Regions from separate parts of the Homo sapiens genome. Here region 1 is linked to region 2. Evidence: chromatin contacts called from ENCODE Hi-C data. All regions are on one chromosome and are shown on one strand. The core of a region is the stretch at or near the end of the contact, and the rest is flanking DNA. Distances in the headings are between cores, read along the strand shown. Region 1 holds the start of ST8SIA5 (ST8 alpha-N-acetyl-neuraminide alpha-2,8-sialyltransferase 5). Region 2 overlaps ST8SIA5 (ST8 alpha-N-acetyl-neuraminide alpha-2,8-sialyltransferase 5).

What was found. Hi-C counts contacts between places; a loop is a spot of excess contacts on that map. Pooled maps may share reads with other maps.
Region 1: a loop to region 2 is called in a map of psoas muscle, with 3 times the contacts of the local background. The contact joins the promoter of ST8SIA5 here to the enhancer-like site in region 2. A Hi-C loop is called at or near these places in 13 of 168 maps with a recorded cell type or tissue (adrenal gland, cardiac septum, dorsolateral prefrontal cortex and 7 more), 2 of 37 single-sample maps with no recorded cell type and 8 of 50 pooled maps.

Annotation. Positions count from the first base shown.
Region 1 is chr18:46,755,772-46,758,471 of GRCh38, forward strand. It overlaps ST8SIA5 (ST8 alpha-N-acetyl-neuraminide alpha-2,8-sialyltransferase 5), which reads right to left and starts at 1,282. Exons shown (of 7, transcript NM_013305.6): 1 at 607-1,282. The coding sequence starts at 737. It overlaps ST8SIA5-DT (ST8SIA5 divergent transcript), which reads left to right and starts at 1,672. Exons shown (of 3, transcript XR_001753434.3): 1 at 1,672-2,688. RefSeq lists a silencer at 865-1,254.
Region 2 is chr18:46,710,147-46,712,846 of GRCh38, forward strand. All of the region lies in intron 1 of ST8SIA5 (ST8 alpha-N-acetyl-neuraminide alpha-2,8-sialyltransferase 5), which reads right to left. Among named protein-coding and RNA genes, the nearest start is that of ST8SIA5, 46 kb to the right of the region's middle. Within about 2 kb of position 1,405, at least 6 of the 41 ENCODE cell types and tissues checked have a DNase peak (open chromatin) inside an H3K27ac peak, as active enhancers do; they include gastrocnemius medialis, heart left ventricle, heart right ventricle and 1 more, where a contact is called at or near this core.

The sequences.
Region 1 (2,700 bases), core at 32-2,531, 46 kb after region 2:
CATCTGTTTCAGAAGGAATCAGGTTGTTGAGTTTCACAGATCCAGTGGCTGTGGGATTGTAAGACTTCACTATCACTATCCCTGTCGCATAGCCACAGCCCACACTACCACCCCCACCGAACCCGAAGCTCCTGGAGGGGAAAATGCTTTTTCTCCCAAGGGTCCTTACGAAAGTTCAGGACTCGCGAGGTTATAAACAAACAAACAAACAAACAAACAATCGATACGATTTTGAGCCCTCCGACCCCGGAGTCCAAACAAATGGCCATAGAACTGTGGGTCTGGAGGACACCGCTCCGATCCATGCGGTCTCTCCGGGTATTAAATGGATTTATCGTCAGCCTGGTTGCTTGGAATTCTATTCTGTCCTTCATTTTTCACAGCGGAACAAAGTTGTCTGGACCCTCCAGCCAGCGCTGGGCAGAAGCAAGCAAGGATGCTCTTGGAAACGCGGTGGCCCAAGCCTAAGCGGCCATGCTCGGGGCTAGGAGCGGACCCCACGGCCACTCACCCCGGGGCGCTGCGACCGAAGCTGCCGCGGCCACTGCCACCCGGGGGCTCGCCGGCCGGCTCCGCGCATCCCGCCCTCTCAATGGACTTTCTTACCTCTTAATGTAGTTCCTGCCATACAGGATCTGTTGCAGCAAGGTCACCAAGGCAAAGGCGCAGATGAAGATGAAGAGCAAAGTTCGGCTCCCCAACAAATCCCGGTTGGCCGAGGGGTCCGCGTAGCGCATCCTGGCTACCGGGCGCCGCGGGCGCGGGGTACGGGGCGGCCAGGCAATGACTCGCGGGGTTCCGGGGCCCCGGGGGGCGCGCGGCCGACTTGGCGCCTCACGGTGCGGTCAGGCAGGCGGGGGACTTCGAGGGGCAAAGTTTCTGGTTGGCGCGGCCGGAGCTGGGGGCATCCAAGCGTCGCAGGCGCTGGGGCGGCAAGCAGGACAGGGCCGGTGGCAGGGAGCTCTGCCGCGGCCAGGGGCCTTCCCCACCCCCGGGTACCTTTACCTCCAGGCGCCGGTGCCGGGTAGCCGCCGATTTCCCCGCGGAGGGGAGACGCCAGGTGCCACGAGCCGGAGGCGGCCCCTCCCGCCGAGGTGGCGGCCAATGGGGAGCAAGACCCGGGCTCCGTCCCCTGTGCGCCCCAGCGCGCCGCGCATCGACCCCTCCAGTCCGGCGCCGGATCGCGGTTGCCCAGCGCGCTGTGCCCTGCCGGGGGCGGGCCACGTTTGATCTCCGGGCCCGCAGCAAGGGATCGCGAAGGTTGGCCTCCGGTTCTGCCGATAGGGACGGGGGGAGGGGGCGTACAAAACACCCGCGCAGTCTGGCTAATGATAGGCGGGCCGTGGGGAGGGGGAGGGGCGGAGCGCAAAACGCCGGGTTTGAATCTTGGAATTAAAAAGAGGGCAGGGGCTGGGCGCGGTGGCTCACTCCTGTAATCCCAGCACTTTGGGAGGCCGAGGCGGGCGGATCACAAGGTCAGGAGTTCAAGACCAGCCTGGCCAATATGGCGAAAACCCGTATCTACTAAAAATACAAAAAACAAAATTAGCCAGGCGTGGTGGCACGCGCCTGTAGTCCCAGCTACTTGGGAGACTGAGGCAGAAGAATCGCTTGAACCTGGGAGGCGGAGGTTGCAGTGAGCCGGGATCGCGCCACTGCACTCCAGCCTGGGCGACAGAGCGAGACTCCGTCTCAAAAAGAAAAAAAAAGAAAAAAAAGAGGGCAGGAAGAGGAAACAACAGTTGCGGAGCTGGACTTGATGGAAGGGAGCATTTGCGTGCGGCGCGCAGGGCACTGAGTCACCATCGTGGCCGCGTCCTCGCGCTCTCCTAGCGATTTCTCCGGAGAAAGCGGAGCAAGGTCAGCCGGGCAGCCCTTCAAGGACGGCGCGCCGCTCCTGCATGCTGATGGCCTGCGGGGCTGCCTGCCCGTGCCCCGGCGCCCAACTCCTACAAGGAAGAAATTCAGGGGCTCCCCGCCCCCGCCACAGTCCTCTTCCCCCTCCCCAGCTGCAACTCGGCAGCCGTTCGTCAAAGACCCTGTTGTCACCGAGACACTGGGACCTTGTCTCATCCTTGGAACCACTCGTAAATCTTAGGTCAGGCAGCCGGCAGCCTTCGGGGACCACAGTCCCCCCAAAGCTTTAGGAAGCCAGTTACTACATCCGGAAAGATTCGTGCTTCAGAACGCAAGCCAGGGAGAATAATCACAGAAACGCAATGCGAATGTCGTGCCTCTCAGAAATTCTTAGCCTGAAATACCGTCCCCACCCCCCAACCCGGCCAGGCGACAGTCCTGTCATCCTAACACCGCAGAGGCTCCAAGCGCTGGGAGTCGTGTGCCCGCGGCGCTCGCCACTGAGGCCGGTTGGAAGATTCTAGGGTGCCCCTTCCCAGGTTCCAGCAGGCACTCCGGGATGTTCTAGAGTCAGGCCAGGGATTCAACAGCGAACCTGACCGAAACTCAAACCTCAGCACAAGAACTTTGATGGGGGAAGTGCCCAGACTCCAATACTCTCGACCTTGGCATTTAGTAGTTTCTTCTTTGAACTGGAAAGATCAAATAATGCACAGTAAAATCTCATGATAAGGGTTCCACCAAGAATTCGGGATTTGTGTTAATTCATAAGGCAGAAGTGGCCCCTGTGCTATCCATGAAGAGTTTCTGTATTTCTCTGCAAGGTCACAGGTAGGCTTTTTT
Region 2 (2,700 bases), core at 155-2,654:
CAGTTTCCAGCAGCCAAATATGATGCTGGTGCCAGGCTGCATCATTCTGCCCCATCTCTCTGCCCTCCACTAAGTGAGAAGACAAATGCAGAAGGCCAGAAAGAGGTGAACACAGTGGCCCTGGGCATCAGTTCTCTCCCTGCCCAGACTGGGCTCCAGCTCTGTGGGCTAAGGAGGCCTCCTTTCTTTTTCTTCCTTTCCTTCTTTCCTTCTTTCTTTTCTTTCTTTCTTTCTTTCTTTCTTTCTTTCTTTCTTTCTTTCTTTCTTTCTTTTTCTTTCTCTCTCTTTCTTTTTCTTTTTCTTTCTCTCTTTCCTTCCTTCCTTCTCCCTTCCCCTTCCCCTTCCCCTTCCCTTCCCTTCCCTTCTCCTTCCTTCCTTTCTTCCTTTCTTTCTTTCTCTCTTTTTTTTTTTTTTGATGGAGTCTCGCTCTGTCACCCAAGCTGGAGTGCAGTGGCATGATCTCGGCTCACTGCAAACTCCCCCTCCCGGGTTCAAGTGATTCTCCCGAAGAGGCTCCTTTCAGCATGCCCAGGGTCTGGCCCTCTGAGAGCCTGGGTCTGTAATTCCTATGAGCCTTTCCCCAAAAGCCTGCCCCACAGAGGCTCCCCTGTTGGCCTGATTCCCTCTCCAGAGCTTCTCCAGGGCCATGTTTCCTTTCTTGGGGGCAACAGTACTCTGGGTCCCAGCAACCACTGGCTGCTACAAGATGAGGTCCATGCATTCAGCTTTCTATCTAACACTTCCCCATCCCCACCCCCAGACACTGATGGTACTCCAGAGAATAGAAGCCCAGGGGGGTCCCTGTGTCACGCACAAACACCTGTTAAATCTCCACTAGCCCTAGGTGAACAGGGAAACTAATCTGAACACCTAGACTCCTGTCCAGCTTGGTGCAGAGTCTCAGAGAACCATGGAGTTGTTTATTTATTCCACACTGGTTAGAGACACCACTAGCCCATATAGCGCCTCTGTGCAAATAAGGAAAAAGCACCATTTTCCCCAGATAAATTAAGCCACATGCACCAGACACATGGCTGGTCAAGTGAGAGTAAGCTGTACTTCAGCCTCACTTGACTGCCTGGCTGAGTATCTTTGTGCAGTGCCCACCCTGCACAACTGTCCATGACAGCCTGATACCAGACCATTTAACTTGGTCTCATTTAATCCTCCCAATAGCCCTATGAGGCAAGCATAATTTCCCCCATTTTATATCTGAGACTTGAACTACAAGAGGTAAAGTAACTTGCCCAAGGTCATTCAGCTAGTAAATGGTGGCACTGGAAAAGAAACCTGAGGACTGTGAGAGCCCGGAACCCCTGCTCTTAACAGTGTCACTGCACTTCCTCTCCCTGACTCTGACAGCCATCGTTCTCTGGGGGGTTTTCTCAGTCAGCAGCCCTTCCCCCTCCCAAAGGCAACAGCCCTTCAGTGAGCTCAGCGCTATTTCTAGAGCCAGAACAGCTGCCGTCTCGAGATAGCACACGACCCGTCACAGCAAACGCACAGAAATCAGTCTGAAAATTGCAGCCTGACAATTCAAAGGACTGAAGTGTCTTCCCAGATAGGTAGGAGAGAGGCAAGAACAGCTCAGCTGTTAACAACTGCGGGTCACAGCTGTCAGGAGACATGCCATGGCAGTGGAGAGCCCCGGCTCCAACCCCTGGCTGGTCCATGGCCCGGCTCAGCAGCCTTGAACTTCACCTGCCCTCTTTGGGCCACAGTTCACTCATCTGTCCCCAGGAATTATCAGAGCTGTTTTGAGATATCAGAACTGGATGCTAAAAAGCCTGATGTTCTCAGTGCAACCCTAAATAGTCCTGGGATTAATCTGCCCCAGGTGTGCACCTCACACCAAGCCTGAGGGTCATTTCTGGCACAGGGTGGGGGTTGGGGGTAGCAGGGCAAAGCCTGGTGTCTAGCTTCATTCCTCCTTCCCCACCCCGGAGTTCTGCAGGGCCCCAGATCCAGTGTTTAACATATTCCCTGTGAGAGTATGTACATGATGACCTTATTTTCCAGGCCAGACTAGGGAGCCCTGAAAGGCTTCCCTTTGTAAAATTCAGCTCAACAGCCAGGAATGCCTCAGTGTGTGAATGCTAGCACTGGCCAGTGCCCCTACTGCTTCTCATGGACTTTGACCACCATGCCCACAGGCACCCTAGCCAAGAGATACATCCTAGCTGCCTCCTTCTCCTTCCTTCATCTTCCGCCAACTCTCACCACTTCTCCTTCCTGAGTAGTCCCCATCTCCACCCCAGTGCCAGGGAAAGGATTCGGTCTTCTCCCCCCTGGGGGAGTCTCTCTGTCTGGAATACTCTTTGCTTTCTTGCTAGTCCCTGCCTACTCATTCAGCAGAGTCAGCCCAGGGGTCAGCTTCCACTGGCTCCCTTCGTGGCCCTCCCTCCTCTGTGCCTGCAGCCCCTGGGCACTCCTCCAGACCAGCTCTTATTATGTGGAATTACACACAGCTCCTCCATGGCCTGTCTGCGCTGTTGATGCGTGAGAAGGGTTTTTCTCCTCTTTGACTCATCAAAGATTTATAGACCCTCTACTGTGTGCCAGGAACTGTTTCAGGCCAGGATGCACTGATGAACTGGCCAGTGTCCCCACTCTCATGGCACTTCCACAGGGGCGACAATAAATGATTCATTCAATATAATGCCACATAGCCATAACTCTTCCAAAAAAAAAGCAGGACAA